Regions from separate parts of the Homo sapiens genome. Here region 1 is linked to region 2. A link is a loop called in an ENCODE intact Hi-C map of the cell type or tissue named here. Cell type or tissue: heart right ventricle. All regions are shown on one strand.

The links. A loop is a pair of places that touch in the nucleus more often than their neighbours do. Peaks named below come from ENCODE experiments on the same cell type or tissue, not always from the same donor. Only the 100,000 strongest peaks of a DNase experiment are listed, where the experiment ranks them.
Region 1: a loop joins it to region 2, with 1.8 times the contacts of the local background. A loop is called at or near these places in 19 of 110 quality-filtered maps.

Annotation. Positions count from the first base shown.
Region 1 is chr9:129,512,895-129,517,894 of GRCh38, reverse strand. LOC124900275 (extensin-like) reads right to left here. Exons shown (of 4, transcript XM_047424330.1): 4 at 4,209-4,476. LINC00963 (long intergenic non-protein coding RNA 963) reads right to left here. Exons shown (of 5, transcript NR_038955.1): 5 at 4,209-4,476. Among named protein-coding and RNA genes, the nearest start is that of LINC00963, 27 kb to the right of the region's middle. In heart right ventricle, no CTCF peak of the experiment used is centred here; no DNase peak of the experiment used is centred here.
Region 2 is chr9:129,567,108-129,572,107 of GRCh38, reverse strand. No RefSeq gene overlaps it. Among named protein-coding and RNA genes, the nearest start is that of C9orf50, 51 kb to the left of the region's middle. RefSeq lists enhancers at 1-566, 1,124-1,418, 567-1,430, 1,431-2,294. In heart right ventricle, a CTCF peak has its summit at 2,331; DNase peaks (open chromatin) are centred at 1,317 and 2,727; H3K4me3 peaks cover 1,778 bases; H3K27ac peaks cover 3,828 bases.

The DNA.
Region 1 (5,000 bases), 54 kb after region 2:
GTCAGGAGTTCAAAACCAGCCTGGCCAATATGGTGAAACCCTGTCTCTACTAAAAATACAAAAATTAGCCAAGTGTGGTGGTATGCGCCTGCATTCCCAGCTATTCGGGAGGCTGAGGCAGAAGAATTGCTTGAACTTGGGAGGCGGAGGTTGCAGTGAGCTGAGATCATGCCACTGCACTCCAGCCTGGGTGACAGAGTGAGACTCCATCTCAAAAAAAATTAAAAAAATAAATTTTAAAAAATTAGCTGAATGTGGTGGCACATGCCTGTTGTTCTAGCTACTTGGGAGGCTGGGGCAGGAAGATTGCTTGAGCCCGGGAGTTTGAGGCTGCAGTGAGCTATAATTGCATCACTGGATGAAGAAAAGAAAAGAAAGAGAAAGAGAGAGAGTGAGAGAGAAAGAAAGAAAGAAAAAAAAGAAAGAAGAAGAGAAAGAAAGAAGGAAAGAAAGAAGAAGAAAAAAGTAGCAAAGTAAAATTCATCTATAAGGAAAAGCAAAGGCAATCATAGTGGACAAAAACAAGAGAAATTTCCGGAGTGTACTCGTTTCCCAGGGCCGCTAGAACAAAGTAGCACAAACTGAGTGGCATAAAACAAAAGACATTTTCTCCTTCATAGTTACAGAGGCTAAAAGTATGAAATTCAGGTATGATCAGGGTGGATTTCTCCTGAGGGCTCTCAGGAAGAATCTGTGCCATGCCTCTCTCTAGCTTCTAGCGACGCCAGCAGTTGTTGGCATTCCTTGGCTCATAGATGCGTCACTACAATCTCTTCCTTCCTCGTCACAAGGCATTCTTCCTGGGTCTCTCTCTTCTTATTTCTTTTAAAATTTTAATCTATTTATTTGTTTATTTATTTTGAGGCTGGGTTATGAGACTGGCTTGAATTTTGTATTTTTGGTAGAGACAGGGTTTCACCGTGTTGCCAAGGCTGGTCTTGAACTCCCGGGCTCAAGTGATCCACCTGCCTCAGCCTCCCAAAGTGCTGAGATTACAGGTAAGCCACCACTCCCAGCCTCTGTCTTCTTTCCTTTTTTTTTTGAGACGGAGTCTCACTTTGTTGCCCAGGCTGTAGTGCAGTGGCATGATCTCAGCTCACTGCAAACTTCCTCTCCTGGGTTCAAGCTATTCTCCTGCCTCAGCCTCTGGAGTAGCTGGGATTACAGGCATGCATCACCACGCCCAGCTAATTTTTGTATTTTTAGTAGAGACAGGGTTTTGCTGTGTTGCCCAGGGTGGTTTTGAACTCCTGGCCTCAAGTGCTTTGTCTGCCTTGGCTTTCCAAAGTGTTGGGATTATAGACATGAGCCACTGTGCCTAGCCTCCTGTCTTTTCTTAAAAGGACACCAGTCTGGCCAGACATGGTGGCTCATGCCTGTAACCCCAGCACTTCGAGATGATGAGGCTGGTGGATTACTTGAGCCCAGGAGTTCAAGACCAGCCCCGGCAACATGGTGAAACCCTGTCTCTACTAAAAATACAAAAAATAGCTGGGTGCAGTGGTGCATGCCTGTAGTCCCAGTTACTCAGGAGGCTGAGGTGGGAGGATTGCTTGAGCCTGGGAGGCAGAGGTTGCAGTGGGCCAAGATTGCACCATTGCACTCCAGCCTGGGCAACAGTGAGACCCTGTCTCAAAAAAAAAAAAAAATTGACACCAGTCATATTTCATTAAGGGCCTACCTTATTCCACTATGATATTATCTTAAGTAATTACATCAGCAATGACACCATTTCTAAATGAGGTCACAGTCTGAGGTATTGGGGGTTAGGAATACAACGTATCTTTTGAAGGTGGTGGATGTAATTAAACCCATAACAAGGTTGTGCATGGTGGCTCATGCCTGTAATCTCAACACATTGGGAGGCTGAGGCAGGTGGATCACTTGAGGCCAGGAGTTAGAGACCAGCCTGGCCAACATGCCCTGTCTCTACCAAAAATACAAAAAATTAGTCAGGAGTGGTGGTATGCACCTGTAGTTGTAGGAGGGAGGCTGAGGCAAGAGAATCGCTTGAACACAGGAGACGGATGTTGCAGTGAGCCAGGATCATGCCACTGCATACCCTGGGCAATAGAATGAGACTCTGTCTCAAAAAAAAGGTGTGTGGGGGGGAGATATGGCAACTATTTTTTAAAAAGAGAGAATCAGATTAAATTTTAAGCTAAAAAATACAATGTCTGAAATTGAATATTCATTTGATGGGACTAAAGCCTGTTAGACTTGTCTGAGCACAATGGCTTATATCTATAATCCCAGCACTAAGCCAAGGCAGGAGGATTATTGAGACCAGGAGTTCAAGACCAGCCTGGGCAACATGGCAAAACCCCATCTCTACAAAAAATGCAAAAATAAGCTGGGCATGATGGCATGTATCCACAGTCCCAGCTACCTGGGAGGCTGAGGCAGGAGGATCGCTTAAGCTCAGGAGTTTGAGCCTGCAGTGAGCTGTGATCATGTCACTATACTCTAGTCTGGGTGACCAAGTGAGAGCTTGTCTAAAAAAAAAATAGCATATTAGACCCAATTTTAAGAGGGCCAATAAATGTAAAGACAGGTCGGTAGAAATTATCTACATAAAGTGTTGCAGGATCCTTGGGGTGTCACTTTTTTAGCTGGAAACCTCTGGACTGTGGCACCTTTGCCTGAGATTTGCTCAGGCCCACTAGGCTCGTTCCACCCACTTGGCCTGGTTGCACTCAGCTCACTCTACCAGCCTGGATCTCATGTCTGCCAAGGGCGAGCCAGGTGTGGAGTGGCCAGGGGTGTGTGAGCAAACAAACATGGGGTCTGGCCACTGCACACAGGCATACCAGCTGCTGCAGCAGGGTGGACAGCTCCAGGTGCCAGCATCAGTGCTGGCTCTCTGTGAGGCTGTGACTGGATCAGACACACTGCAAGCATCTTTCAAGGCTGCCACTGGGGAACATGGTGGTGCCCAGAAGCTTGGAGACTCTGGGAACTGCAGGGCCCCAAAGAGGGGGTCACAGCCCTGGCTTGGGGAGTTCTCAGGTCTGGGCTCCCTGAAGGGCTGTGGCTCTTCTCTACTTCTCTTCACTCACAATGGATGTATTTCAGCCTTGTTTGTGTTACAGCTCTTTCAGCCTTACCATTTGGCTGGTCCCAAGTTCTTGTCCTGTGTCTAGGAAGAATTAAGTGGAGGGGCAGCAAGGCGAAAGGAGCTTTACTGAGTAACAGAATAGCTCAGAGGAGGCCCTGGAGTGGGTAGCTCCTCTCTGCAGCTGGCCTTCCTGACCTCTGCTCAGCTCTGGCTGAGCCTGGGGCTTTTATGGGCCTCAGAGGGGAGGAAGTACACGCCAATTGGTCCATAGGCGGCCATGGGCAGGCCCAGAAAAGGCACCACAAGTTTCCCACTTCAGTCTGCAGGACTGGCAGTCTGGCCCCCAGCCTTCAGGCCTTCCCTGGCCTGAAGGTGGGACCTCACCAGAGACCCACCCCCTTCTGCCCAGGAAGCTGTCTGCCTCCTGCTGCCATTCATGGCACCCAGGCTGTAGGTGCCAAGGGGCACCTGCAGGCCAGTGCTGAGCTGCCCTCAGCCCCCATCAGCTTCCCTCCTGTGCTCGTTGGTGCCCAAAGTCTGGAGGGGGCCGAAGTGGCTGGGGGCTGGCGTGTCAGCACTGACCTGCTCATGTTTGGGCCCTGCAGCTGCACGGGGCAGAGTGGGGTGCACAAGGCTTCTGCCTGCTCCATGGATTGGGAGGCTTTGGTCTGCAGCTGTAATGTGGGTGGCTGCAGCTGCGCCTGGAAGGGCAGGGCTTCTGCCTGCTCCTGCCCCTAGCAGGAGCCCAGGGAGCCCTGGGTCTGCAGCCACAACTTGGGTGGCAGCTGTGCCTAGTGGGGTGGGGTTTCTGCCTGCTTCATGCAGTGGGAGGCCCGGGTCCACAGGCATAACTTGGGTGGCTGCGGCTGCATCCAGGGAGCTCCTGCCCCACTAGCTCAGAAGAGGTGGGGCTCCCACCTGTCTGCAGTTCCTGCTGGCTCCATGGAATGTGCAGCCTGGCTGCACCTCCCCCTGCAGCTGGTGTGATGGCAGCGGCCACTCCAGATGGGCCACCAGTGTCATCAGAAGCACAAAGAGAAGTGATTGAAAAATTTCGCCTCAGTAAGTTGTGGGGCAGGATAAAGCAGTCTAACATATATTTAATTGGCATTTCAGAGGAGAAAAGAGAGAGAAGAAGACAGGAAAAAAATTATGCTGAAAATATTCCAAGGTTTATTGAAAAAAGAAAATTAATCTACAGATTCAGAAAGTTCAGTGAGCCCCAGCCAAGATGAATGCAAAGAAAGTCCTATTTAGGCACATCATGGGCAGACTGCTGAAAATCAAAGAGAGAGAATGTGGAAAGCAGCTGGGGTGAGTGGGGTGGGAGGAGACAATTATACATAGGAAAACAACGCTGCAAAAGACTGCAGACTTCTCATAGAATCAATGAAAGTCAGCAAACAATGGAACGGCATCTGAAAAGTGATGAAAGAATAAATCTGTTAACTCCGAATGGTATCAGTGAAAATCTCTCTCAAAATGGAAAAATAAAACTATTTGGGGATAAATAAAACAGAGAATTTGTGGCCAGCAGTCCAAAGACTGTTTTTCTTTTCTTAAATTCTTTAAAAATTAATCCACCTTTTAAAGTAAAAATAACAATGCATTCTGGGATCTATAAGACATACAAAAATAAAGTATATGACCACAATAACACCAAAGGCCGGAGAAGATGTGATGGCATTACATATATATATATATATATATTTGTTTATTTAATTTATTTATTTATTGAGACGGAGTTTCGCTCTTGTTGCCCAGTGTGGGGTGCAACGGCGCAATCTTGGCTCATTGCAACTTCCACCTCCCCGGTTCAAGCAACTCTCCTGCCTCAGCCTCCTGAGTAGCTGGGATTACAGGCATGAGCCACCATGCCCGGCTAATTTTGTATTTTTAGTAGAGATGGGGTTCCTCCATGTTGGTCAGGCTGGTCTCGAAC
Region 2 (5,000 bases):
GTGTCCCTAGGTCCGGGGCCTAGGTTGGCAGGATCCCACATCTCCAGATGGGGCATTCCGAGCTGCATTCTGGATGCAGTGGCGGCATGGAGATCTGTCAGGTGGCACAGAACTACTGCCATGGCTGGATTCCGAGGTGAAGACGAGAAGAACGAGGGTTGTGGAATAGCGGGTGCTGCTCACAGGGCTCAGAGTGCAGATACAGAGAAGGCTCAGCACAGGATCTGGCACAGTGGGTCTACCGAATTGCCACTATGCCCATTTTACAGATGGGAAGCCTGAGGCTCAGAGGAGGAGGCAGCTTGCCCAAGGACCCAGGGCTAGCGGGCAGCAGAGCTGGGTTGGGGACCAGCCTTAAAAATCCTGTGCTTGTAGCTGTGAGGCTGTCTTCCCTGCCTCACTGCTGACCCAGTGAGTACATGTCTCTTTACAAAAAGAGTATCGTTCTGTGCCTGTGCTGGCCCAGGGAACGTCGAGGAGGCCAAGGTCACCCCACATGGCCTTCTGGGGCAGCTCCTCCTCTGACCGACAGAGGCCTTTCTGAGATGGCTGGTGGCCAAAGCCACTAACTGAGGGGCAGGACAAGGGGACTCTGAGCACCTTAGTCCCTACCCCACATCCCAGCTTCTATCCAGGATCCAAAAGTTTCTCCTGATGGGCACTCCTTCCCCTCCAGCTCAGACAAGTGGGCAGGGCTCTGGTGTCAGACGGACCTGAGCTCTGCCCTCTTCTCCCTCCTGGCTTTGGGACCCTGGGTGAATCTTGGTCTCTGTTCCTTCATCTCACTTCATGGGGACTGAATGAGACCCAGGGGTGAGGCCCCCAGCCCACAGCTGCTGTTAATCCAGGGCTCTCCTCTCTTAGGAAGGACACAGAGTCCACTAATGACCATTGGTCCACCAAGGCACAGAGAGGGCAAGGGGCCTGCCTAGGTCACCAGCAGGCCTGAGTCTAGTCCTGACTCCCAATCCAGGCCTCCTTTGACCATACCCCAAAAGAAAATGAAGGTGGAGACGTGGGGGTTGCGGGGAGAGGAAGGAGATGGGGAAGCGGGGGGACCTTACACTCACTCCCCCACATAGTGCCTCACACATAGTTGGTGTTCACTAAATATTTGCTGAATGATGAGTAAATGTTAGGTGGTTGGATAGATGGGGCCTCAGGCGGGTGAGACCCAGCTATGTGCTGTTTCGAATCCCAGCCCACGGCGTCCTGCCAGTCCCCCTGCTAACCTCATTTGGTTGCTAGCAGTAGCCTTCATTTTCTGCTGAGTCACTACTCTCAACCCAGACGTGGGGTTGGGCGTGCCAGGAATTTGGAGGGAAGAAAGATTGACAGAACCTCAGCACCTCAACACCAGCTCCATTTTTAAGATGAAGAAACCGAGGCGGGGGAGGAGGTCTGCTCAGTCCTGGAACACCCCACTTCCCCAGCAGCCTTAGGCCGCCACCCCTGCCCGGCTTACCCACCTCCATCGGGGAGCCTCTGTCATTCTGGTAGCTGGGGGGTGGGGGACTGGGGAACAGAACACATTCCCCAGGGCCCTTTGAGTCATGCTGAGTCCTGTAGAAGTCCCAGCACCACCCATGGTGCTCCCAGGAAGCTTTAGCTGGCCTCTGGGAAGCAAATTGGGGCTCCTGACCCCTCTAAACAGAGAATGGCACCCCCGCTCCATGAGTCTCTTTCCTCCTTTCCTCTCTGGCCCCTCTTGCCCTTCTCTGTGCCTGGTGGCAGGATTTAGGAGCCCATCTCTGTCCCCCATAAGTACTGTGGCTGGGCGAGCCCCTGCCCTTCCCTGGGCCTCACTGGCCCAGCTGGGACCAGGCCAGCAAACCCAAGTCTCTCTTGACCTGACCCCCCAGGACACTGTGTCCATTGGAGCTCTGACTGTACCCCCTTTGCCCTGGTGCCCTCCAGTCCCCACCCCTCTCTCTCTCTCTGGCCCTCTTATGGACTCTTCCAGAGGGAGACTGTCCCACCCCACCTCCTGGCTTCTCCTTCCTCTTGGTCTCTCTCCTCCTGGCCATCCTCATTGGAAAATGCCAAGTCTGCAGGTTTCCCATGACCTTGAACAACCGGCAGTTTGGGAGTGAGCAGCTCTGAGCTTTGCAAGGAGGGCCTAGGGTGAGGCCCACCATGGGTCCTGGGGGCTGCATTGCCTTTGCACCCCACACCCTGTCCTGCTGACCTTGCTTCATTTTTCTCCATGGCAAGTGGCATCTTCTCACTGCTTACTTGGGTATTGTACGTCCATGGCCTCAGTAGAATGTTCCTTCCACAACGGTAGGGGTTTTGTCAGCTGTGGTCACTGCTTGGTCCTCACCCGGAAGGCCTATAACAGTGCCTGGCCCACAGGGGGCCTCCATGAGTGCTGAGGAAGGAGGATTTCCTCCAAGCCACCTGTGGGGAGCACTTCCTTGTGGGCATCACTGCCTCTGATGCACCATCTGCCTGCCCAGGATATGCCAGGCCCCTTTCAGAAGATGGGGAAACTGAGGCTCAGAGAGGAAGAGACGAAGGGAAGGAACGGATGCAACCTCACACAGTGGTCCCTGGTGGGAGTCCAGAGGAACGGATGCAACCTCACACAGTGGTCCCTGGTGGGAGTCCAGAGTCGAACCCACGCATTCAGGCCGTGGCGCTTGACTTAGCCCTTCCTCCCACCAGCCAGCCAGTCCGCCAACAGCTGAGAGGGGCTGGGACAGCCCCGCCCGCACCCCACGTCCCTGACGCCTTCGGCCACGCCCCTGTGGTAGAGTGAAGAAACTGAGGCACCCCGCCTCCTCGGATTCCTTGCAAGCCTCCTTCCCACACCCGCGCCCGCGCCCCCGCCCCCTCCTCGGGCCCTGCCCTCCCTCCCTGGCCTGGCCCCGGCCCCGGCCCCGGCCCCGGCCCCGCGTAGCCCCCGGCCCTTGGCAGAGCTCAGCCCGCGCCCACCCGGAGCCGGGGAGGGAGAGAAAAATGAGTTTTCCTGCCGCCCGGTGGCGGTGTCAATTGATCGCGCGCGGGCGGGGCTGCGCGCCGGGCTGGGGGCCTTGCTCGCAGCTGCCGGCGCGCAATTATCGGGAAAAAACTGGGGCGGCTGCCGCGGTGAAATTAGTTATCGATCCCTCGGTGGGGCCGCGGGGCCGCGCTTGGCGCTGAGGGCTGCAGACCCGGCCAAGCCCGCTGGGCGGGGCGGGGGCCTGGGGGGCGGCGGGGGCGGGCCCTCCCCCTGCTCCGGCCTCTCCCTCCTCCCCCTCCTCCTCCCTCCTCCTCCCGCCCGCGCTCCCCTCTCCCATTCATCCTGCCGCCGTATCGACCCGCGGCCGACCCCGCGCGGCCAGGCGCCCCCGCCCGCTGCCCTCTCCTTTCCCAGCCCGGCCTCCCCCGCGGGGGCTGTCACCGAGCGCCTGGCACGGCCGGGCCATGCCCCGGGGAAGGAGGGACCAGGGCCGGGGGCGGGAGCCAGCCCTTGTGCTCGCAGCCCTGGGTTCGGAGCCCAGCTGCCCGGGAAGGTTTCCAGATCTCCCTGAGCCTCAGTTTCCCCATCTGTAAACTGGGTGGTGGTGGCTTCGTCCCCCGCTTTGAGAGGACAGCAGGAGAGGCGTCCTGAGAAGTGAGTTCGCCTGGAAGCTGCCGGGCTGTAGTTTGCGTTGATACCACCGATCTTCCCGGTCACTCTAGGAGACGGGCCATATCCCCGTTTTACAAATGAGGAAACTAACTCAGCGAGGGGAGACGCCGTGTCCAGGGACACACAGTAAGCAGGTGGCCCAGGAGGACCCCAGAACCCGGCTGGAGGTGGCGGTGGGGGGCGAGGGGTGCCTGCGGAAGGAGAGGAACAGGAGCAGCGGGAGGTCAGCGCTGGCACCTGCAGCCCTGTCAGCCTGCGGGGGTGCGGAAGTTTGGGAGGTCTTAGCAGAGTGGTGCTGACAGATCGTAGAGCGTGGGTGGAGGTCAGGGCTCCCCAGCCCTCGCTGAGCCATTGGCTCGGCAGCCTCCTGGTTGGAGAGGAAGAGTGGGGAGGGACAGAGGAAGGAGAGGGAAGCAAAGAGGAGAAGGGGAGTGTCTTTGCCCAGAGCCAGCCTGCCACCCTCTCCTTTCCCAGCACTAGGCTGCATTTGGAAGGGAGGCGCCAGGCTGGAGAGCAGGGGATGTGAGTTCCAATCCTGAGGCTCCACTAGGTGGTGTGACCTTGAGCAAGGCCCTGCCCCTCCCCAGGCCTCCTACAAAGATGGTATTTGGTCCTATGTCCCTCAAGGCTCCTTCGGGCTCCCCTCTGCCTGCCAGCCACAGCCTCATGCATCTCAGAGTCTCAGAACATTTTTTTTTTTTTTTTTTTTTTGAGAAAGAGTCACTCTGTCACCCAGGCTGAAGTGCAGTGGCATGATCTCAGCTCACTGCAACCTCCACCTCCCGGGTTCAAGGGATTTTCCCGCCTCAGCCTCCTGAGTAGCTGAGATTACAGGTGTGCACCACCATGCCTGGCTAATGTTTTTTGTATTTTAGCAGAGATGGGGGTTTTACCATGTTGCCCAGGCTGATCTCGAACCCCTGAGCTAAGGCAATCCGCCCACTCAGCCTCCCAAAGTGCTAAGATTACAGGCGTGAGTCACTGCGCTCGGCCCTCAGCACATCTTCATCCAGCATCTACTGTGTGCCAGGACTGTGCTGGGCACAGCAGATACAGCTGAGGACAAGACAGCCCCTGTCACAGCTCTCTCGGAGCAAGATGGGTATTAAGCAAACCATTGTATGGCCGTGCACTTACACCTTGGGGGGCGTTCAAGGGGACTGACAGGATATGTGCGCTGGGGTGGGTGGGTCACCGGGGAAGCCTCCCAGAGTCAGTGACATTTGAAGGTAGGACGTGGCAGGGGCAGGGAAGAGCAGGCTTCGCGGGGAAACGACATGAGCCAAGGCCCAAGTTCAAAAGGAGCTCTGAGCATTGCAGCAACAGAGAAAGGCTGGTATGCTGGAGGCAGAGAATGCCGGAGGACAGGTGAGGGGGATGAGGC